Regions from separate parts of the Mus musculus genome. Here all the other regions are linked to region 3. Evidence: chromatin loops called from intact Hi-C (ENCODE). Cell type or tissue: heart. All regions are shown on one strand.

What was found. Hi-C counts contacts between places; a loop is a spot of excess contacts. Peaks named below come from ENCODE experiments on the same cell type or tissue, not always from the same donor. Only the 100,000 strongest peaks of a DNase experiment are listed, where the experiment ranks them.
Region 1: a loop joins it to region 3, with 3 times the contacts of the local background. A loop is called at or near these places in 6 of 42 quality-filtered maps.
Region 2: it touches region 3 in a loop (7-fold over the local background); 35 of 42 quality-filtered maps call a loop at or near these places.

The regions. Positions count from the first base shown.
Region 1 is chr10:108,164,707-108,172,706 of GRCm38, forward strand. All of the region lies in intron 1 of Ppp1r12a (protein phosphatase 1, regulatory subunit 12A), which reads left to right. Among named protein-coding and RNA genes, the nearest start is that of Ppp1r12a, 6.6 kb to the left of the region's middle. In heart, no CTCF peak of the experiment used is centred here; a DNase peak (open chromatin) is centred at 3,345; H3K4me3 peaks cover 1,118 bases; H3K27ac peaks cover 2,051 bases.
Region 2 is chr10:108,297,964-108,305,963 of GRCm38, forward strand. No RefSeq gene overlaps it. Among named protein-coding and RNA genes, the nearest start is that of Pawr, 30 kb to the right of the region's middle. In heart, a CTCF peak has its summit at 3,011 (motif pointing right); a DNase peak (open chromatin) is centred at 3,088; H3K4me3 peaks cover 344 bases.
Region 3 is chr10:108,441,935-108,449,934 of GRCm38, forward strand. The region is part of intron 1 of Gm36283 (predicted gene, 36283); the gene reads left to right. It overlaps Gm36440 (a long non-coding RNA gene), which reads right to left and starts at 2,872. Exons shown (of 2, transcript XR_380772.2): 1 at 2,765-2,872; 2 at 2,384-2,655. In heart, a CTCF peak has its summit at 4,366 (motif pointing left); DNase peaks (open chromatin) are centred at 3,867, 4,267, 4,897, 6,687 and 2 weaker places; H3K4me3 peaks cover 2,499 bases; H3K27ac peaks cover 5,025 bases.

The sequences.
Region 1 (8,000 bases), 280 kb before region 3:
TATGCCATTTGTATAAAGCATTTTTATTTGCAGTTGGTGTGGAGCACGTTCCTTAAATCAAAGAAGCCAAAGTCCCTAAAAGATGAAGCATTGTGGGGCTGGAGAGATTGCTTAGTGGTCAAGAGCAGTGGCTGTCCTTGGAGAGGTCCTAAGTTCAATTCCCAGTACCCACATGGCAGCTCACAACTGTCCTGTAACTCCAGTTGCAGAGGATCCAATACCCTCAAAAACATACATGCAGGCAAAACACCAATCTATGTTAAGTAACTGATTTTTAAAACGCAGCATTGAGCCGGGCAGTGGTGGCGCATGCCTTTAATCCCAACACTTAGGAGACAGAGGCCAGCTAGATCTACAGAGTGAGTTCCAGTAGCCAGGTCTATACAGAGAAACCCTGTCTCAGGAAAACAAAACAAACAAAGGCAGCATTGAAATGTTTGTGTTTTCTGTATTGCTCTCCTTTTCTCATACTTGTTTTCCATTATGACTGTGAAGGTAAGGACTTCACTTTGAGCGAATTAGGGACACACCAGTTAGTGAGATGTGAGAAGTGGAACCCCTGTGCTCCTCTTCATGGGATCTTAAGCTTTTCAGAGTCTCTCCAGTGACAATCAGCACTTGTCTTCTTTAGCTGACAATAAAAAGACTGACTTGGTGACTGGTCCTTAAATATTTTAATTCTGTCAAAAGATCACAAAATATCGAAAGTCTTTTACCAGTCTAATTTTTCTTTAGTCTGTTTACATATTTATTCACTCACCTTTTGTTGGGTAGAATAGCCTCTGGTTCACAGGTCAAAAGCTTTGGTCCTTCACATCCCACTTAGCACCCTGCTATTTTCCTTACATTTGAAACGCAGGTGGTCTGTACTTAAAGGGTTGTTGGTTAGTTGGTTAGTGAAACTACTTCCCAGCTTCTGCTCTTCATCCCTCCCACATAGAAATGCCATCCATATGGAGAGAAAGCAAACGTGGGTCTTGGTCTCCAGACTGCTCTTCCTCCTCTTCCAAGTGTAGGATACCGGGCCGCTCTCTGACTTTCTAAACCTAAGGTCTGGAGGGCTATTTCAGTTTTGCTAGTTGGCAGTTACTCACCGGTAGACTTTTACTTATAGCATGTGATTATGCCTGCATTTTAGCATGCTGTGTAAACACTGTCAAGATTTGTAGGGTTATGGATAGAATGCCTTTGGCTGGTCCTTACTGGCATGCCTAAAATGCAAGAGTGGCATGTTGGAGTTTAGCTTTTTTATATACAGTCTTAACTTTTTCCTCCGTGCCAATGGTTTTCAAGTCAATTTTCAATTCCCATTCTTCTACAGCAACCAACTTACTAATTTAAAATGTATTATAATGATATAATGTAATCTTTAGCTAAAAGTATATATCTTTAAGTAGTGGTGTATGTGCAGATGTAGTCCCTGTGGCTATAGGTTAAAGCTTCTTTGTTTTCACAAAACATTTCTTTAAGGAATCTTTACTGTTCAGAAATTTTTTTTGTAATTGTAACTGAGTTTCATAATCTTTTTTAATCGTCTATTAACTGTTTTTCTTGTCTTGAGAATGAATAGAATCTTTTTATGTCATTGTAATATTCAGCTTTAGTTTTAAACCATCATGAATTTCACCCTACAGTTCCAACTCAAACTCAGTAGAGATACTGAGCACTGTCTTTTCATTGACCCCTCTATTCTGTTAATAATGTTGTCAATGTCAAGATGAAGTTAAGGATTTCAGTTCCTTCACTCACTGTCCCTGTGAATGTATGTCCACTCAGACGCCTGGCTTTTCTTCAGGACTACCTTTGTATTACTTCTTTTCTTTGCTACTTTGATTATCAACCTGTTCCAAGCAGTTATATTTTTATCCTGGCATTATACTAACAATTTGTCTTTCCATCTTTCTATGTGCATGTATGCATGCATGTATGTTTCAGTCTGAGATGCGTATGGATTTTAGAAAGATCTTAGCACTCCTGTGTTGTGCCTCTCCTCAGTGTAGGTTTAAAACTCCCCGTCATTAGCTTATGCTTCATGGCTGTGGGATTGGTGACGTTGAATCTAGATCTTTACTTTTCTATTTCTATGCTTTTAGTTGTTTCTTTCCCTCCACTAAAATACCCTTACTTTCTTTACCAGCTCAGTTTCCTGTAAGGTTCCATCCAACTGCCAACCGCTTTGAACCTGTATAGCTGAGGTAGCGAGACTGCGCTCCTCTGGGTTCTCAGTACTCAGCGTACTCATGCTCCGGCCGGCCTTGTTTAAAAACACTTCTAATAGTGTCTAGAAGCTCACATTCCAAACTAGAAGAGCCAGGACCATCCTCCTATATATTTATGTCTCCAGGGGGTCCTGACACACTAACATTTTTACTGAATTGTTTTATTTCCTTTTTATAAATAAGTTTCATGGTTATTTGTATACATATTTGAAGACTGCACGTCCAGATATTTAGAATACTGGTCCAATATTATAGAACCTGTCTTTTTATGAAACAAATGAAAAACTTGGAAGTAGATGTTAAGTACATTTCTTTTAATTGGTAAAGTATTTCTAAGTAGCGTCCCCTTCTATTAAAAAGTCCTAAATCCGCGTCTAGTTTTGGTTAAGTGCTAGAAAATGCATTCAGTTAACAACTTCATAAGAACCTGAGGTAGATTCTGTAGTGAAATCCAAGGTTAAATGGTCAGTGTTCTTTTGTAATTTTACAGTAATACCCCCCACCCCGTTTCCAACTAGACAGACTTGCAGATAAGCTTAATATTAAATCATTGTGCTCTTAAATAAAAGTTGCATAAACTTGTAAGGGACTCATTGAAAGCCTCTTTGTAAAATGTAGGAATAGTGTAGTGTAGTTTTTCCTTAAGAAGCAAAGCATTAGACATCAAAAGCAGTTGATTTCGAGTTCCTTGTTGCAGAATAATTCAAGTGCTATCTATGAGCAGTCTTTTTTAAACTGAATGCATTTTCAGTTTTTAACTTTTACCTCTTTTATTTTTGTCATTAGATGTTACAGTTTTAGAAGTACCTATTAGATTAATTATAAAAGTATTAAACTTAGTGTTAAAAATGTACATGAAATTGTTTTTCTGTATACCTTTCCTTTAGAAAAGCTGTGATACTTCATGCTAATAATGGCTCATAGAAGAACTTTTTATTGAAATCACCCAGAATCCATTTTTAAATTTATTAAACAAATCTCCAAGGCCACACTGGTCCCTTCCTTCACAATAAATTGGTAGTGTAGCCATATATGGGGTGTGCTGCTCTGCAGAGCACTGCACTGCAATGCTTAGATAGATCGGCTTCCCTGCACTTGCTGGCCCCGTGCTTCCTGGCAGCACTTCTGTGGTCTGACTTTGAAGTGTCATAACCAAGACTGTCTTTCATGAGCTTTAGCTTCAGTGTGATTGCAAGCTGTGACTGAGCATTTTCTCAGAGCCAGGTAGAAGCAGCACTGGGTCGCCCACAGGAAACGTGGGCCATCCTTCTCTTCCCGTGTTTCCCATGCTCTGGTCAGTAAGAGAAAACATGTTTCAAAATCTAAAGGATTCTGAATAAATGGCTTTTAGAAACCTTTATTAGGCATACGGACATCTTATTCCTACTATAGAGTGTTATTTCCTGGCACGTCCTAAAGGTGCTGCTTTCGTTGCTTTGGAGTCTGTTTACACATAGCCATCTTTTCTTATACCTTTCTTCTGAAAGGATCGCTTTCCACAATCACAGTGAATTACAGTGAATGGCAGTTCTAAAGCAGTCTGCGTGCAGAGCCCAAGCGTTAGCTTCGGTCCCCAGCCCACAGCCTTTTATGTAGTCCTAGCTGCCCTGGAGCTCACCATGTAGATAAGGCTGGCCTCAAACTCAGAGATTCTCCTGTTTCTGCCTCCTGAGTGCTGCGAGTAATGGCATGCCACCGTGCCTGGTACCCTAACTTAAGCCTGAAGAAGAAAAGCAATTTTAAATATTTTGGTGATTGTATTGATGATTACTATTTGAGGATTTTCCCTGTCAATCAGCTAAATGAAAAAGCACGAACAGATTTTTTTCTTAATCTATTTTTGTTTTAACTAATACTTGAGATTTTTTTATGATAATTAAAATCCAATAGTAATATGTTTAAATTATTCTAGAATTCAAAATTATCCTAAATTTTACGAAGTGCTAAGATTTTTTTCTGACCATTAAATAAAGCATACTTGATTTTGTTTTGTTTTATTTACAAAGGAAATTACTACAAAAATATTCCTTTTTTTTTCAGAATATAGAATCTAGCTTTCATTTTCATTTTTCTACTAGGGACAGTTTATATCACTACATTTGCTATGTATTTATTTACTGTGATTTTTATACCTAAGTGCACATTCGGTGCTTGGCTATAAACTATAGGAAGCTCATATTTGAAATGTTAAAGAAGACGATCTCAGCTGGGCATGGACGCAGGCCTATCTTTAACCTTAGCCCTCTGGGAGGCAGAGGCAGGTGGATCTCTGAGTTTCAGGACTACATAGTGAGGTCCTGGTTCAGAAGAACAAATAATCTCAACTTGTCAACACTGTGCAGCATAAGTAATTCAATTTGTTTTGTGTACAATGATCATTGATATTTGTAAACAGAGCAATCAAAATACTAATAATATTATCTAAAGTGTTTTCTGAGCTGGTAAAATGAGCTTGTAAGTTGTTGATCATTCTTGACTCTAGTTGGGAGCCTCTTATTAACAAGAATATTAAGCTGTATTTTCATTCCATGAATTACAAAGTGTAACTGAGTTATAATTCTGGTCTTAATTTGAAAAAGATGAAAGGATTTTTTCATTTTGATAAAAATGTAAAATGTGATTTACTTATGGCTCATAATTGATTCTCTTATTTATATGAACATATTTATCTCAGTCACTAAAAGAACAAAATCTGTATTTTTGTTTTGCTCCATCAGCACATTTAAAACAAGTAGTTTGATCATCTGGTAGCATTTCATAAAGTAAGGAGGTAGCATCAAAATAAAGGGCAGTTGAGATTCCCATGCCAGTCTATAAAATTATCAAGATTGGCGACAGATGCTCTTTGTGCTTTGGTGAAGGTACAGTTGCAGCTAAGGATGAGCAGAGCCCATAACACTGCCCCGTGTCCCGCTTTTAGTAGGGCATGGTAGAGTACAGATGGTGGCATTCTATATCCGAGTTTAGGCACTGCGTCTCTTGGATACATAATAGGAAACAAGAAGAAGCTTATCTAAAGGGATTCAGAGGTTGGTTGGTGAAAGACATTGGGAACCATTGGTTCCATATTTACATGTTTCCATAAGTCTTTGTGCTTGTTGTTATCCTCTGGGAAGTGTTTCCCAGATTATTTTTATTAAGGCACTGCTCAAAGCACAGAGTGTGAAGTTTTGACCACTGAAGAACACTGATTCTCTGTACATTCTATACCATATGTTTAGCATTTATAGACTACCTGCTATTAGAAGTATATCTTATCTTCAGACAGAATAGAAAATTCCTTAACATCGTTTTCTGAATTGATTCTTTCTCTTAATTTTTCTTTGAATTTTATTTCAGTAGGTGCAGTGTCTTAATTTAAAAAAAAAAACTGAATATTGTAATTTTAACAGAGTTCAAAGAAAATGAACTGATAAGTTGTGTTGACAACTCTATCAAGATTTACAGCATTAAAAATGTATCAGAGGCAAGGTATAGTGACATACACCTTTAATCCCAGCACTTGGGAAGCAGAAGCAGGCCCAGCTCTGTGAGTTTGAGGGCTAGTCTGGTCTACATAGTGTGTTCCATTACAGTTGGAGCTACAGTGTGAGCTCTTGTCTAAAAAAAAGTGTCAGAAAAGCACATACCAACAACTTATGTTTAAGTATCCATTATCACAGTGCAATATCTGTACTTTAGATTTACTTTAGGAGTGGAATATACCACTGATCACCAATACACGTGGAGTTTGTCAAGTTGATGTCATCTATTTTAAAAATGAGTATCTTTTAACAAATCTTTTGTATTCATTTAGGAAAGGATTTCTTGGTAGCATAGCAATAAAAGTAATATATACATTGTAGTGGTTCTAATTACAGAGTCTTTTCTGAATGTTTTCATTATGGATCCTCATATGCCAGAATTTTCTGACCTCACTAGTATTTTGGGTGCTTATCTTTTCATTGTTGAGCTGGCTAGCCATAAAAAGGCAGGCTTCGCTTCTGTATTACTGCCCTCCATGCTTGGCTGACTCAAATGTTCTTTCATGGGTGGAGACATTCCACGTTGTCATGTGTCATATAGGCATTTCTGAAATGACATTCACTAGAAACCATGCAAAGCAGTGAAAGCATTTCTCTCTCAGCTGTCACCTTTTTAATCTATTTACATGTGTTGTGTGCTTGAGAAAGCGAGAGTCAGTGGACAGAGTCTTACCTAATAGAAAGCCTTAGCTTGAATATTACTTCATATTGACCTGATTGCTCTTTGGTTTAACACAGTCTCCTAAAAGAATTTAAGATTGCACAAACTGTTAACTTTCTGCAGTATTTGATAATAAAAGGAGATTGAATTTGATGAGGTGTGAATTTATGCCTTCTTATTTCTTCACAAACTAATACACATGTTTACATACACATTTACAAATCACTCTTATGTTGAAATTACATATGCACACACATATATCCTTCAAAATTGTTTTAGAGGGAAACATCTGTACTTAGAAACATTTATTGAACTTGTGGGGCATCAGTTCTAGAACATTTTTATGCATATCCTCTGTAGTGAAGCATAGTCACGAAAGTTACATTGTAAAATGTTGATCATTTGAAGTTGTATCTGGTGAATTAGATTGTGATAATAATGGTATCAGTAACTACATATTTTCTACAAAACTTATTTTAAAATTGTTACTGCTTGAGAATTTTATACATGCACATAAGGTGTTTTGGTCAAATGCACCCCCTACCCTCCTCCCTGCTTCTCTCATCCTGCTATCCCTGTCCCATCCCAAGTTCATGTATTTTGTTTGCTAAATCCACCAAGCCCACTTAGTGCTGCCAGTATGCATGTAGGTAGCTTCCGTGAGTTCTTGTGGGCAGCCGTCCTATCAGGTCATGAAAGCACTGCTTTCTCTCTTCTGAGCCTTGGGAGGAGGAAGTCTGATAGAGATGTCCTACCATAGCCTCTTATCCCTGCACTTGACTAGTGGGTTTCTAGATTGATTGCCATCATTGCAAAACAAAGAGTTGAAGAGATAAGAACTTAGGGAGTTGTTTAATTCTATTTCCATTTAGCAGGATAATAATATTGGGTTCTTCCCTGCGGCCTGTGTCCTGATATCCATCCATGGATTCCTGGACCTGTTAGTGAAGCCAGGCATGCGTTCTGTCTTGTGGTGCAGACTACTAAGCTTATTTTAAATTAGAACAGGATCATAAAGAGGCCCTCAGAGTTTAGTTAACTCTTAGCACAGTTTCCCCCACTGGATGTAGATTGTTTCAGAATGTATAATGAATCTACTATACTCTCTTATCTGTGTCCTAGGTTTTCCATGCAACAAGTCACTGTTGCACCTGACAGTTTGAATATTTGCGTATATGTTTTTGTTCCTAAACAAAGTTTTGATGCTTGTGTACCCAGATTTGGATGCTATATTTTCTTAACATTTTTAAAGAGAAGACGTGTTTCTGTATCCTTCCAAAGTACATTGGGAAGTCTAAACAAAAATGTAGCTTCTGTCTTTTCCTTTAAAAATGCCTATTACAACTTAATCTTTTCAGCCATCATTTTTCACATTAAAACGTCTAAGCTCACTGCATTTATCTTAGACATGAGAAGAAGCTATAGGTAATTAAAACAGCATAGAAAAAAATAGATGTTTAGTGCTAAACATTCTACCTCTTCAAGCTAGTCTAGTAAACTCACGTTAATATGAGTATGTGATTATCATAAATGGGATCATCCTTAGGTTTTTGGTATATAACCTATTTTAAAAATTGCACATCTTTGTTAATCAGC
Region 2 (8,000 bases), 140 kb before region 3:
GTTGGCCCCAAACTAAGAAAATTCGCAAGTTCCAGTTGAAATGGAACAATGAGCTTCACTGTCCTGTAATTATTAGATTTTAAAAATATGTACGACTGGCACAAAATCGACTTGTTATAATTAGGCATAATAATAGATTCTCTGGGTATTAGGAATTTTATGTATGAAAGCTGTTTGGAAAGAAAAAAAAAAAAAAAAAAAAAACACTTGTGGCTTTTTTTGCTAAAGCAAGTCTATGCAACTTAGGAAACCGAAGTCTGAGGCCCGGGCTGGTTGCTTCGCTAAGCATGTCTGGTAGGTTGAATCATCAAGAAAAAAGGGACTTGGAACCTTCTGGCGGGCAGGCAGGCATTGGTAAACGCCCTGTGCACAGCATATGGTTTAATTCTCTCAAAGACCAGAGATCATCACCACTTTACAGCGGAAGACATGGAACTTGTAAGCTGAAGGCATCAAGACATCCGCCACGAAGCGGGCTAGCTACAGCGAACGGCGCTTGCCCAGCATGCACCGGGCCTGGACTGGCTCCCCAGCTCCTAAGGGAAACCCAAAACGGCCAGGGATGAACGGTGTCCACCTTACTGAAGCTTCAAGAAATCAACAGAAAATCAGGTGTATTTCCTCCCAAACCCCCTTTCTGCCCTCTAGTCTCTTGAACGTTGAACAAAAGCATGCTGAGGCTAGCCTGGCTTGTTGGTGCACACCGTTAATCTCAGCACTGAGGAGGCAGAGGCAGGCAGATTTCGGAGTTCGAGGACAGCCTGGTCTACAAAGTGAGTTCCAGAACAGCCAGGGCTATTTAGAGAGACTCTGTCTCACAAAAGCAAAACGAAAACAAAAGCCATCCTGAAGGTTGTTTCAATTGTCCGATCCGGCAGGTCTTCAAGCCGTTTGGTGAAGATTTTCATGAAGAGCTTAATATTCCTGACGTGAATGACGGGTGGTACACATCGATCTCGTCTCTGATCCCACCCCCACTGGACATGAGCTGTATCCGTAAGTGTTTATAGTAACTCTTGACCCACCAATCTGAAAAACACACCTCTAGCTGATTGTTTAAAAGTTCAGGCACGAGCCGGCCATGTGACTGTGTGCCTGACTTTGACTCCCACACTGGGAAGACAAAAGCAGATGGCGGCTGTCAGATGAAAGTCAGCGTGGGATACATAGAGAGCTTCAGAACTGTCAGGATGACATCGTGAGACATAGTGGCGGGGGGGGGGGGGGAAGAGAGAGAGAGAGAGAGAGAGAGAGAGAGAGAGAGAGAGAGAGACTCAAAAACAAACAAACAAAACAAGAACAACAAAACAAGGGAGGAGCAACTGGAAGCACAGCTATCCATTGATTTACATGAGGGTGGGGCAAGGCTTGCTCGGCATGGGCGTGGCATTCCGAGGACACCTTTCAAGAGTCTCGGTTCTCTCTCCAGTGTGGGTTCAGAGATCAAACCCTAGTCATCAGCTCTGGGTTGAAATGTTTAACTAGACCCTTGAAGTAATTTTCCAGTTCTTGCTTAGCCAAGCTCGTGCAACCTGTTCAAGCATCACCCCAGACCTTCTGTTTGGCCATAATGGTGTCTTGTTTTCCTGACCCCTTTCTCTGTCCTCCTGTCATTTGCTGCATGCCTCTCTGTGACTGTATTTTGGTTTTTGGTTGGTTGATTGGTTGGTTGGTTGGTTTTTCAAGGCAGGGCTTTTCCGTGTAGCTTTGACTGTCCTGGAACTTTCTCTGTAGATCAAGCTGGCCTCCAACTTGCATCGATCCCTATGCCTCCGCTCATGAGGGCTGGGATTAAAAGCAGATTTCTGAGTTCCAGGCCAGCCTGGTCTACAAAGTGAGTTCCAGGACAGCCAGGACTATACAGAGAAACCCTGTCTTGAAAAACAAAACAAAACAAAACGCCATTTTCTGTAGCTTGTCTGTTCCCTGCATAGACTGATCAACAGCTTGTCCTTCCCTGTCTGCACCCTTGTGCACTTGCGTACTTAGTCATTGCTGTCATAATCGTTCGGGAAAGAGCCTTGATGAGTGGGCCGCTTCAGAAGTCCAGCAGTTTCTACAGTTAATAACACCCTGAGCAAACAAATCATTTTATGATTCACACCCTTCATGACCCCTCAGGAGAGAAACACGGCCGTCAGATGGTGCGGGTGTGCACGTAATTGAGTATTTAGGTGTTCAGAAGCGGGAGTGAAAGGTTTGCTCTGGTCAGATCGTTTCTTTGATGTTAGGACAAGGGTTGCTTCACTGAGAGAAATGCACTTACATAAGGAACTTCAAACAGTTAAGAACCTCCTAAGGACTAAATTACGCACTTAATTCTAATTGCAGATATTTTCATATTAGGGAAACAATATAACCACAAATATTCTTTCACAGAATAGTGACTGATTCAGTAAGAAAATCAAGATCAAAGAGGTGAATTATTCTTAAAAAAACAAAACAAAACAAAACAACACACGATGGTAGTTTTAAGCACATGGAACTTGGCGATTAATTTTTACAGAAACCATACAGAATTGTACTAGGGAAGAGCTTGCTAGTCTGGTTTAAGAATTGAGTGTAACAAATAATTTTGGTTTAAATACAGTTTTTAAAAAAAAAAAAACTTTTTTTTTGTTTTGTGTATTGGGGTGTGTGTGTGTGTGTGTGTTGGGAAGGACGGGTGACACATTTGTGTGGAGGTTCAGAAGACAGCCTTGTGGGATCTGTTTTCTCTGTCTATATTTATGCATGTTCCAGATATCAAACATAGGTCACACGTACAGCAAGCATTGTTTAATCTACTGAGCCATCTCATAGGCTCTGTGTATGCGAAATTATTTTGTTTTTCTGACAAGAAGAAATATTTTAATGAAAAGAGATAAAGATGTGGCTAAACCAACAGTCAGTCTCTTTCTCTTTATTAGAGAAAAGTATTGTTTTTTTTTTTTTAAACCTCCAACACCGTGAAAGGGAAATGATAAGGACCTGATTATATAGAGATTACTGCTGGGCATAGCTCTCAGTCCCGCCACAAGGTGGCGCCAACAGGCCTTTTCAGCCTCTGCGTTAAACTATAGTTTTTAAAGACGCTCCTTGCGCGCGCACACGCACACGCACGCGCACACACACAGTATCCACCTGTTAAAAATCCGTGTTCCAGCCGGGCGGTGGTGGCGCACGCCTTTAATCTCAGCACTTGGGAGGCAGAGGCAGGCGAATTTCTGAGTTCGAGGATAGGACAGCCAGGGCTATATACAGAGAAACCCTGTCTTGAAAAGAAAAAAGAAAAAAACCGTGTTCCAGTCCACACTTTCCACGCATCTGACAACTAAGATTGGATAATAATATGCCTGACACAACCGGTCAAGAGTGCTGCTCTGGCAAATTACTAGATACTTAAGGAGATACTTAACGGTTGAAAATCTTGGGAAAGCAATAAAAATATAAAACACTGTGACTAGTAGGGAAAAGAGAGAACCCACGGGCCTGGGCCTGAGGATGAAGTGCGTTTGCTCTGATCCTGAACCCACAACCCGGGGCCTCAGCATCCTCCATCAATCACAGCATTCACTTTTCTTTGTTTCTTGGTTAATAAAAATGACAGACTGGGATCAGAGGAGTTGATTTTAAATCCCTTAAGTAAAAAAACAAAAACAAAAACAAACAAACAAACAAACAAACAAACACCAAAACCTTTTGTTGCTGAAGCCTACAGAAGGCTTCGGAATTGTAAGATGGAGTCAGAAGAAAACATGGCATAAGGAAGGGAAATGGGGCTGGATCCTGGAAGAACAGGGAACATATACACACAGACAAAAACAGAGCCAGCAAGTCGCATTTATGTGTGTGTGTGTATGTGTGTGTATGTATGTGTGTATGTGTGTATATGTGTATATATGTGTTTGTGTGTATACATGTACATATGTGTATATGTATATATAAGTATGTGACATATATGTGTGTGTATATATGTGTGTGTGTGTGTGTATATATACACACACACACACACATATAACAGTCATTAAAAGAAGCCTCCAACTGGGAGGGGTTGGAGGGAGAAAATCTAAGAGAGAAGTGATATATTTTAATTTAAAATATATATTTTCAAAAATTAGGTGCTGGAGAGCTGGCTCAGCAGTGCATGGCACTAGCTGCTCTTTCAAGGGCCCAATTACGATTTCCAGCACCCATAAGACAGTGGCTTGCAACCGTCTGTAACTCCAGTCCAAAAAATCCAATGCCCTCTTCTTCTGGTTTCCATGGACAATAGGTTATACAGACATACATGTATGCTGAACACCTCTATACAAAAACACACAAAAATTTTAATTAAAATGAGTAAATATTAAAGTGAAAACAGAAAGAAAAAAATAATGCTCACTGACAATATCTGGAAAACATATTTCAAAAACCAAATTACAGCCAAATCAATAATAATAGTAATTTAGAGACCAATGAAGCATAAGATTACTGAGAGCTGTCTGTTCCAGGACTCTTTCATGTTTAAGTCTGTAGCACTAGGTCTTAGAGTTTAAGCCCTTTCCAACTTTTCTTGCCCAATTCCAAGACACAGGGACAAATATCTTTCTATAAATCACCTAGACATTGACCAGAACTCAGACCTTCTGTAACTAAACTTCTTGTAACTAAACTTTTTTTAAAAGATTTATTTATTTATTATATGTAAGTACACTGTAGCTGTCTTCAGACACTCCAGAAGAGGAAATCAGATCTCATTACAGATGGTTGTGAGCCACCATGTGGTTGCTGGGATTTGAACTCCGGACCTTCGGAAGAGCAGTCGGGTGCTCTTACCCACTGAGCCATCTCACCAGCCCTAAACTTTTTATTTTCAGGAAATTCTACAGTCACATGTTGGAGAGACAGAGAGAAACAGAGAGAGAAAGAAAGAAAGAAAGAAAGAAAGAAAGAAAGAAAGAAAGAAAGAAAGAAAGAAAGAAAGAGAAGGAAGGAAGGAAAGAAAGAAAGAAAGAGAGAGAGAGAGAGAGAGACAGAGAGACAGAGAGACACAGAGAGACAGACAGACAGACAGACACAGAGACAGAAAGGAACACAGCAGAATCCCAGGCAGCATCGCTCTGGTTTGCTCCCATGGTACCGTGCAGCCCAGGGCAAGATGACTACAATCAAGACACAGACAGCCCCACCCCACACAAGTCACTGAATTTCCCTCTTTCTCTATGCATTCTCTTATCGCTGGGAATCACTCATTTGTTACATTTCAGCCATGTCATTTCAGGAATGTCACATACTGTCATATACAGAGTGTGCTCTTAGGATTTTGTTTCCATGTGCAGCCTGGGGAATCAAACCCAAGACTTCCATCAGACTGCCAGGCAGGCTGCATGCCACCGAGCCGACCCAGATATGCGGATATATATATATATGGAGTACTCATGCACATAGACACACACATCCACTTGTGGAGGTCAGAGAACATCTTCTTTCAGGAATTGGTTCTCCGCTCCCACTCTGTGCTTTCTGGGGTATGTGTTCATCTCGCAGACCTGCTGCCTTACTGAACTAGCAATATTTGAGTGTCTCCTGTTCCCTGTCTGCTTATTCTCTAGTGAGGTTTATTGTGTAATGTGATGCCTTTCTTTCTGTCTTCCTTTGAGACAGGGTCTCGCTATCTACGTAACCATGGCAGGACTGAAGCTCCCTGTGTAGACCAAGTTGGCCTCCAACTCCTAGAGCTCCCCCTGCCTCTCCTTCCCGAGTGCTGAGATTAAAGGCGCGCGCCCTGCCACATCTGGCTCTTTGGTTTTTCTCTGCTGTTGTATTTGGGTTGTGTACATATTTTTACCGCTACTACGTGCAGTTTTAAGTATCTTCTACGATGCTGGTTTAATGGTTGTAATTCTTTTGGTCTATGCTTAACATGGGCAGTCTTTATTTCTCTTTTATTTTGAGGATTAATGTTGTATATACTCATCTTCACCAATAATTATTTTCTTTCTGGGCTTAAGATACATGACTCCATGTCCTCCTGTATTCTTGCAGTGATGTCTATTTCTGTTATGATAAGTGCCTTTCTAAGTAACTTGGCAGGCACCGTCTTGAGAGGACGCCATGCTAGGGAGTTGGAAACAAGAAACCACACACACACACACACACACACACACACACACACACGTCAGTAGCCAATGACACTATACCATGGTGGCCCAATGGAAGACAGTCACAAGATACAGCCACAGAGAGAGCAAGGGTTAGAAGTAGACTAGTGAGAAGTTTAAGCACCAGAGAAGAGGACTGTAAAGGGTGCGAGGGACCCACCTTCGGGCTAATGTGGAGACTGAGCGCTGAGCCCATAGCTGGCTGGTCTCTGCTGTCGCCAGCTTCCATTCTTCATGCTTCACATTTAGCATTAGATGATGTGTGGAGGTGAGTCTTCTGGTCGTGCCGACCTTCTGCTCTACATGCCTCTTGCCGCTTGATCGTCCTTTATTTTCCTTAGAGCTGAGAGATTAGGGGACCGTAACCTTAGTGAGTACATTTTCCAGGCCTTTAGTCTGTATTTTAAATTCCTTTTTTTTTTTTTTCTGTAACAGAAATTTGCATTGTAGGTTTGGTCTCTTAAATGTGGTCCTTAATGGTATGATCATAATTTATTTTTCTCTTTATGACTACATGAATCAACCTTGAACCTTGTATTAACTCCTCCTTATTATTTCATCTACCTATTGAGGTTTTTGTTTATTGGACTGATGGGGGGCTCGGTTCCTTGTGCTTTGATAGCGTTACCACCAAGGCTGCCGCGTTCTCCAGGTTTACCTTGTAGTTTTGGCTTTGACCGCCATCCTCTCTCACTGGGAAATGGGGCTCAGCCTGGGTCCTCTTCTGGTCTCCATTGTCTTTCTGCTTCTCTGAGCTTTATGGTTGGTTGGTTTGGTTTGGGGTCTGGAAACTGGTTTTTGTTTTCTTCCTTTCCAGATATATCTTTTAAAAGATTTATTTATTCATTTGGGTACACTGTAGCTGTCTTCAGACACACCAGAAGAGGGCATCGGATCCCATCACAGATGGTTGTGAGCTACCATGTGGTTGCTGGGAATTGAACTCAGGACCCCTGGAAGAACAGTCGGTGCTCTTAACCACTAAGCCATCTCTGCAGCCCAGATATACAGGATTCTGGTTCTTCCCACTGCTCCCTGCTTTCTCCTCTTTCACTGTTCGCTTTCTGCAGCTTTGGTTACATCATGTTTCCTGTCTCCTCTCTCCCTAGCCTTGCTGCCTCTCTCCCTAGCCTTGTTGTAATGTGCAGCTGCCTCACAGCCTCCTGGAAGCGCCACGTCTCAGCCAGGGCTTTAGTGAGTTCTCTAAACGAGATTCCAGGCTGGTAGATTTGATCCTACAGCAGAATTTTGAACAGAATGTAGAGAATTTAGATGTTGTGTAGAGGGCTTGGCCCATTTCCTTCTCACAGCCCCTCCTCCTCCTCCTTCACCCCCATTGCCCCCCCCCCCATACCACCCCCACTCCTGCCCATCCCCGCCACTACTTAATGTGTCTGCAATCCTCCATTTTCTGTCTGTGACATACTTTACCTAACTTTGACATTTAATTTAGTTTAGATTTCTCTCTTCCAGATATCTTCTACATGTAAGATCGTCTCTTGGGAAAATTCAGTGAGATTTACAGGAATGTCTGGGGTTTTCTTTGTATGTTTGTCTCTGCACATCCTCACAAGAGAGGAGACTGGCAGTTTCTCTCTGGTTTCTTGGGGTCACCTTTAGCTATCTAGATGCAAGCGGGGTGTTTGTGCAGAAGAAGTTTTGTTTGTTTGTTCATTTTTCATGTTTTCCTTCTGGAAATCAGAATGCATAAATGTAAAATCTTTCTTTCTTTCTTTCTTTCTTTTTTTTTTTTTTTTTTGGTTTTTTGGTTTTTTGAGACAGGGTTTCTCTGTATAGCCCTGGCTGTCCTGGAACTCACTTTGTAGACCAGGCTGGCCTCGAACTCAGAAATCCGCCTGCCTCTGCCTCCCAAGT
Region 3 (8,000 bases):
GAAGAAACTATTGGTGGGCCTTGAGGAACATCAGTATTGTCTTGTCTGGCATTTTCCTCTGAGAAAGTCACTGCTGGTTTATCAGACAATGAAGGATTAATTTATTAATTTTCTCATGTAAAAAAGGTATTATTTCAAGGGGTGGGGCTGAGGGGAACAATTTCCTCCGGTGGGGTAAACCCTTGAGAATCTGAGGATTCAAAGTTCTCAGCTTCAATAGGGTCTTCCCACATGTCCCCATCTCAAGTTATAGGATCCCATTAATTCTTTGCCAATTAATGCCCTTCCTTTAACTGCTGTCATTCTCTGCGGCTGAGACTTGACTTTTTGCTGTAATTCAACCAACCTTATAACAAGGGCTTCTGTTTGATTTTCTGCAACATGAGCTCTATGGCTGCTGGAGAGAAGATTCCCTTCAAGGGCACACTTAAAAACCTTTAGAGTGTTTATGTGCATCTGGGGCCAATACATTCTTATCATATAGCTCATTCTCTTCCTTTATCAAGTTGTCCAGAGATACTAAGAGCAACAAGCCAGCAAAATCATTTCTCTCTCTCTCTCTCTTTCTTCTTTTGGCTTTTCGACATAATCATTTATCTTATTTTCCCCCAAATTATAGAAAACTTCTTATACTGGGTCACCTAATTCATTACCAGTCACAATTGATTGATCAAGATCATCAAAGGTATTTGCTTCTTTAAGTTTGAAATACAGTTCTCACCACGGTCCCTCCATACTCTCTGAGCTCCCAGGAGCAAGAGTAGCTGGAGAAGTTTCAGTAGCTAAAGGTGCTGGAAAGTTATTAAACCAACTCCAGAATCTTAAAAGATTCATCTTTAGATTTCTGCTTCTCTAGAACCAATCCTGGTACCCACTTCTTAGTCAGGGTTCTCTAGAGTCACAGAACTTATGGAATGCCTCTCTCTATTAAGGGAATTTATTGTAATGACTTACAGTCTGCAGTCCAACTAACGCAACAATGGGCAGCTGTGAATGGGAAGTCCAAGAATCCAGTAGTGGCTCAGTCCCATGAGGCTAGTTGTTTCAGCTGGTCTTCTGTAGAAGTAGGTTCCAACAGATGTGCTGGCATGTAAGCGCAAGCAGTCGAAGAAGAGTGAACATTGCTTCTTCCAGAGTCCTTATGTAGGCCACCGGCAGAAGGTGTGGCACAGAGTAAGGTGTGTACCACCACGCCTGGATCTGGGACTTGCTTTGTCCCAGGCTGACCTTGAACTCTGAGATCTCCTTGCCTTAGTCTCCTGGGATTAAAGGCATGCACTACCTTGTCTGGGTCTAAACTTTTCATGGTCACAGTGCCTCAAGATCTCCATGCCAAGATCCAGGTCAGAAACTTGTGTCTTCCAGCCTCAAGGTCTGGTTCATAGGTGTGCCCTCCATTTCTGGATTGTAGTTCACTCCAGATGTAGTCAAGGTGTCAACCAGGAATAGCCAGCGCACTGCGACTTTTTCACTAGGCATGTTCTTGGGTTAACCCATGCCACCATACATAAGAAGCACATTTTTCTTTATCAGTTGGTAGGTAGTACTTTGGGGTTACTTCAACGTTGGGGCTGAGAAACATTTCTTTGAATAGCCATGCACTAGTTACTAGATAATAGTCATGCTCTGGTTCTCGTAGGCATTCATTTATGGGTGGGATTGCTATATGGTGACTCTATAGCTTTCTGAGGAATTTCCTGACATTTTACCTCAGTAGATCAGGAAGGGTTCTCAGTTGTTTTCCAACTTCACCAATACCTTCCTTTTTTCCTTCCTTCCTTCCTTCCTTCCTTCCTTCCTTCCTTCCTTCCTTCCTCCCTTCCTTCTTCCCTTCCTCCCTTCCTACCTCCTTCTCCTCTGTGCATGTGAAATCACCATTACTCAAGTTTTTGTTGGTGGTGTGTTTCCTTGTACTGGGAAGAACACAGCCTGGCTTTCTTTTGCTATGCTAGATTCTAATCATTATTAAACTCGGATGCCAGAGGCATGCTCAGCAAATACCTGCAGAGTGAGCTTGGAGACCCAAGAAGATGTTCCTTGTTATTTCCCTTCTCTAAGCCCCGGAACGACAGGGGCTGGCAGCTGCCAACCCACACATCCACGAGAGTACCACGGGATTGTAATAACTACACTGTCCCATCCCGGGGTATTTAGTAGTCTCACCTGGGAAGCTCCCTGCACGGAGACCAGCAGGATTTCTCATATAACCAGCATGGAATGAGAAGGAAGAGTCTCAAGTCAGCTGGCAGTCTAAGTGGTGTTGGGGTGGGAAGGGGGAGGGGGCTTTCTGTTCTAAATGCGTCTTCTAAGAGCCCGTGAACACTGCCTAATGAGAAAGCCATTCGTTCTGCCTGAAAGTAGCGGAGAAACAACAACAACAACAAAAAGCAAAACAAAAGTTCCTTTACTGGAAACAGATGGGCCACATCAATTATACATTCAGGAGAACACAGAAGAGGCCAAGTTGTCATGTACCCGAAACAACTCTATTTAGCCAAGTTCCTACCGGGAGTTCACGGACCGTTGAGAATCTCTTGCCCGGTTCTGTTTTTATTTTTCCCAGTGTGCCAGGTCTTGGGTTTGTAAGGTGATGGGAGAGAGGAGAGGTGGTTGTTTCTTGATTTCCTGGGGCGCACCATCCTGTAGATAAAACATCTGTAAAAGAAAAAGACTCATGGATGATGTCTTGCTGACAGTGCCTCAGAGGTCAGGAGCAGGTGAACGAGGGTGGAGTCTCCACCTCCGCCCTTTGTCAACATTTTACCTCAGGTTTTGCTGCGTCAGGAGTAATCTTTCAGAGCCTCCTAATGGCACACACTTCCATCTTTGTTTTTCTGTTCTCTCTCCCTCTCCCTCCTCTTCTCTCTCCTCCCTCTCCTTTCCCCCCTCCCTCCCTCCCTCTCCCTCTCTCTCTCCTCCCTTTTCTCCTCCTGCCCCCCCTTCCCCCAAGTGCAGTGCAGCCCTGGAAGACCTCTCCACAATTGTAGGATTTCAGCTAGGAATCCATTGTTTATCCCATCTTCTCCCTCATGAGGAAGGTTTGCTGAGTTACAGTCCCCGTCTGACTTCAGTAAGCACTGCCTCTGTTGGTCATTTTCCCTTTAGAAACATAGTATATATGTTCATGACCCTGGGAGGGTCCTGGATCTCCTGTCCTTGGAAAAGAGATGCCTTTGGGGCAGTTTTGGGACAGCACCCCTGACCTTGTGTGAAGGAGGTTAAATGTTATTATATAGCAGGGAAAACAGAAAAGATAGAAAAAAAAAATAACATACTTATCATTGTCCAAATATGGCCTTCTTGAACTCTCGGGGCTATTTCAACACTGTGGGGAAATTCCAGAAATCTCTGCCTACAAATATTTCCCTCACCTTATCTGCCTTTGCTGAGAAACCAAAGATAAGCTTGGTATCAGTAAATACGAGTGTCTGAAGAAGAACAGCTCCAGCTCCGGGGGCCCAGAGTGCTGTGCCCAGCCCTGTATCCTTGTCAAGCCCCTTTCAGCTTTACCTAGTCTTCAGCCACATGTTAGCCTCCAGTGGTTTTTCACGTTCTGGTGAACCCCCATCCATAAAATTACTTTTGTTGTTTCATAATCTAATTTTGCTACTGTTATGAATCCTAATGTAAATATTTTTGGAGATAGAGCTTTGTCAAGGGGGTCGCGACCCACAGGCTGAGACAGCTACCCTAGTGCTTAAGGCTGGGTGGTGAGATGCTGGCTTGCTTTCTACGCGGAGGTGCAAGATCCCTGAGCCCTAAGCTGAACTACTTGGAAAAGAAATTCTGCCCGTGGAACGCACGGCTTTTATCTTTGCTTTTCTTGGTCCACTGAGTCACTGAGATAGACTCAGCAGACCCCAGTTTATACTCATAGTGCCAAGACAAACATCCGTGGCTCTCCGTCCCTCTGTTTGTGTACATGACTAATCTTACAGATTTCGCCCAGCTGAGCTCCTCTGCTTTTGACCAAAGCGTACACTGAGAACTTGACTATAGAAATAAAAACAGAATCATGTACAGCCAAGCTGCCCTAGAACACTTAACGTGCCTTTTCTTGGCAAAGTTCTTTTAACTCTTCCGGATAGCGTTTTGAGAGGCATTCCAAAACTCGGGCAGAGTTCGAGTTTCAGCTCTGATTGTGGTATGTTATAAAATTAGGCAAGATTGTAGGTTACCAGGAATTTGGACCTGCGTGATTCGCGGGTTTACTGGGATGTGAGTCTGGGTGTATCCAGCCTGGGTTGTTTATTTACGCAGAGAATTGAAGGAAGAGTTCAGAAACATCCTGTTACAGGATGTGCGGATGGGCCAGCCTGAGTTTGAAGAGAGAGGAAATCTGGAGAGACTCGTATCAGCACTGCCCTCTAGTGGCTGTGTGCAGTTTTAATGAATTAAAAAAAAAACCCTTCCAGTTCTCCCATTTACCTTAGCAAGCTTCCAGATCGTGTATGGGGAAAGACAAAGGGACAGGAAGGTTGACAGAGTAGCAGGGAACAAGGAAAGTTAGTAAGGATTGTTCAGCACAGGGAATCTGAAGAGATTCAGTGAGCCTACTCCACGCACAGGACACACAGGCAGGCAGGCAGGCAGGCATACATGCCTGCGTTCATGTGTGCGCACGCGCGCTCCGCCCCCCCCCCCCCCAAGTTATTCTAGCTAAAAATCTTTATTCAGGATGGACTTAAGGGCTTTCAGCTTCCTTCCAGCTCTTTCCATGCTTAGGTGAGTCACTGCGGCCTGAGCATAGGAGCCCGGGTTGCTGGTTAGACCAGGATCGTTTATTGAACTTTCTAACCCTCCTCTGCGTTGCCTTTAGGGCTTTCTCCTGTCCTTGCACTCAGCTCCCCACGGAAGAGCTAGTGGTCCAGTCCCTCAGGTGCCTGAGGAGCGGCCAGGGTTAGAGTTGCCTCAGCCCTTAGGGAATGTCAGGAATGCTGAGACTGTCTGGCGCTGCTGCTTCTCAGACCCCCGGGGGAAAGGAAGTTTTGGATCAGAGCTGTGGAAGGAGCAATCTTTACCTCTGACCACAGTTACCTAAAGATGTGGCACTGACCCTTCTACCCAAGTGTCGGTTGCCGGAAATCCCCTTGTCTGTTCGTCTGGAAGCAGAGGTCTCTGGGAAAGGCTGCATAGCAAACTATAGATGTGTGAAATTATTTGACATTTCATTCCTTATCCTGAGATTTCAGAGTCTGAATGAAAATGGGCATCTTCTTATGTCATGCATTGGGGCTCAAATGTTGCATGCTCTATCTGGTTTGCTAAGCCAAAGAACTTTTGCTAACTGTTTTTTTTTTTTTAATAGAAAGGGAAGAAAAAAAAAAAAAAGCCAGGGACTGGCTCCCAAGTGTCACCACACAACAGTTGTTCTGACTCTCCGTCCCCAGTCTGAATTTGGCTACATTTGTGTCTGCGTTTAACTCACACAAGTATAAGGACAGCCGTCAGAGGAGCCAGAAACTACATCGAGAGCGCAACTGCTTTCGCAACAGCCTTTGTGACAACTAGAGTCGCTCAAGAGAATGATTTCTTTTCTGAGATGGACTCTGGGGCTCCACCCTTCTCAACTCAGCCGTTGTTCTACAATATATCTGGCCTTCGATGGAGACTTACCGTAACCTTCAAACACCACAACCTTATCACAGCTGCCACCCTGTCCCTTCTGTTGCTTCCCTGGAAACCTCTGTGGAGGGGCACTTCTCCTTGTGTTCAGGAAGTGCAAACATTAACATAAGAGCAGTTTAGTGAGGATATTTGCTTGCATCTGGGTACAAACATGAAAGGGTTCCCCCCCCCCCCGTAATTGTTACTAAGTGTACTCTGTCAAAATTCTCTGCCTGCCACTTGCCATAAGCCTCCTTAGTGGCACCTCAGCTCAGTGCCCTGGATCCCGAAAGTCTTAAGGCTGGCAGTATTCATTTTCAATGTCTAAAGTCAGTTGCTTTCAAAGTCTCTGCCTCCTCCTTCAAAGAGGTAGAGGTGATAATCCTTAGTATTAGCACCCCCCCCCACTTACTCCCCAGCCCAACCCCGACAACACTTGCTATAGGATCTGAAGGCTCTTCCTTGCCCTAGAGAGGCTGCTGTGTTCTCTGTAGGGCGTAGCTGCTTATTTGACCAGTGTTGACTACGTGGCTCTGTTTCTTTGGAGTTTTACATAGAAAATCTCATGTCTCTGGCTTTTCCCCCTCTCCAGACAGGGTTTCCCTGTGTAACCCTGGCTGTCCTGGAACTCGGCTCTGTAGACCAGGCTGGCCTCGAATTCCAGAGATCTGCCTGCCTTGGTTTCCCGAGTGCTGGGATTAAAGGCGTGTGCCCCCTGAGCCGGTTCATGTGCTGGCTCTTAGGAGGACTATACCACATATCCTTGGGGATGCTGAGTCCCCGAGGTGCGGTGATCTGCTTCGCGCCACGATACGTGCTTAATTGAGAAGCTTGTTGACTTAAACCCAGCTACCTTCTAGCCTTCTTTGTAGTTGATAAGAGCTATAAGAAACCCTTTGGTTTTTGCTACTCCAGAGAGTATCCAGTCTGGACAGCTGGCACATCCTCTGCACGTTAGCTTGTCTCTCCGGCTCCTCCTTCTGGCTCTCGAGGACCATGTGCTGGCTCAGTTCAGAGATGGTGACTCTTTCCTCTCCAAGTCACTCTTCACTCCACAGCTTGGTGTTGACAGTGGCGAGTCACATCTCTATCACGGCCTCGTCCTGTGGAGGCCTAGCCCAGTTCTCTCCAAGCAAGAAGGGACTTTGGCAGGGACTCCGGCTACTCTGTAAATTGCATCATTTGTTTTCTCGAAAGTTTTTCATCAAACAACTGCGTCTACAGAAAGGTTGACTTCCTGCAATCCCCGTTCCTCAGATCTGCGGAGTTCTTTAAACATGGACTGTAATGCAGAGTTTTATGTTGTTCTTAGTGATACTCAGTATACAGTATATTAAAGTGGAGGTAACCCAACAGTAGTAAGTGTCTATTCAGGGGAAACTAGACCCCCTCCAGATCAAAGGGACGCCAACTCTCTGGCTGTGGTAGAGACCAGATAGTTCAGTTGGGTCAGGTCACCACTGCTCTTCTAAAAAAGGCAGGACCACCCCAGGAAGGTAGACTCACCTCAAGTCATTCTTAAAACAAAAACAAAAACAAAAACAAAAACAAAAAAAACAGAAGGAGGTAGAATAATTATCCCTTTAAAGGCTACTATTCTTTTCTTTTCCTTCCCAGAATTCCTGCTCCCTAGTTCGGTCCCGGCCAACTTTGGGCCTGTCCATCTTTCTCTAAGATGCAACTTTTCTGCTTTCTCTCCCCAGTTTTTATTTGGGATGTTGGTCAGAGCCTAAATCTGTTTCTTCTGGTCCATTGGGGTATAAGAGGAATGTCTCGTCTTCCTATGGCCTTTAAAGTCCCTATTGTTCAGTGGCTCTCTTCATTCTCTCTTTTCCTATCTGGGTCTTCGTCTTCCACTGTTGGAATAGAGCCTACCTTTCTACAGTACTTCCCTCCTTTCTGGGGAGGCAGAGGAGGAGAGGGAACATCCCTTCCTAGCATCTCCTTCAAAGGAGATTGTGCGAACATTCTAATAGCGCTGGCTTTTGTGTCCTATTGATCTAGTTAGACTGGTATGTCCATCTGAAGATCAGACATCAGTGAGGGAACTGGGGCCTCATGGATGCTACGGCATCTTATGGAAGTTACTAAGGAGACTGTGATCATGGACACAACAGCCCACTTCCTCTCTGGGAGCATGGTTTGTCACATTCTGCGATATTCTCTTGTACTTGATAAAAGTCTGCTATTTGTATGCTTTACCTCAGATCTCCTAGCCTTGTGTGAGATCCAGTGAAGGAACTAATAACAGACCACTCACAAATTCATTTAAATACATGTAATTTAGTGCTAAATTTAGATCCTTGAATTCGTCTATGGCAATTGATTCAATAGGAGTAAAGGTCATTATGTCAGAGTTGATTGGAACACATTTCTGTTCACTACTGTGGCCA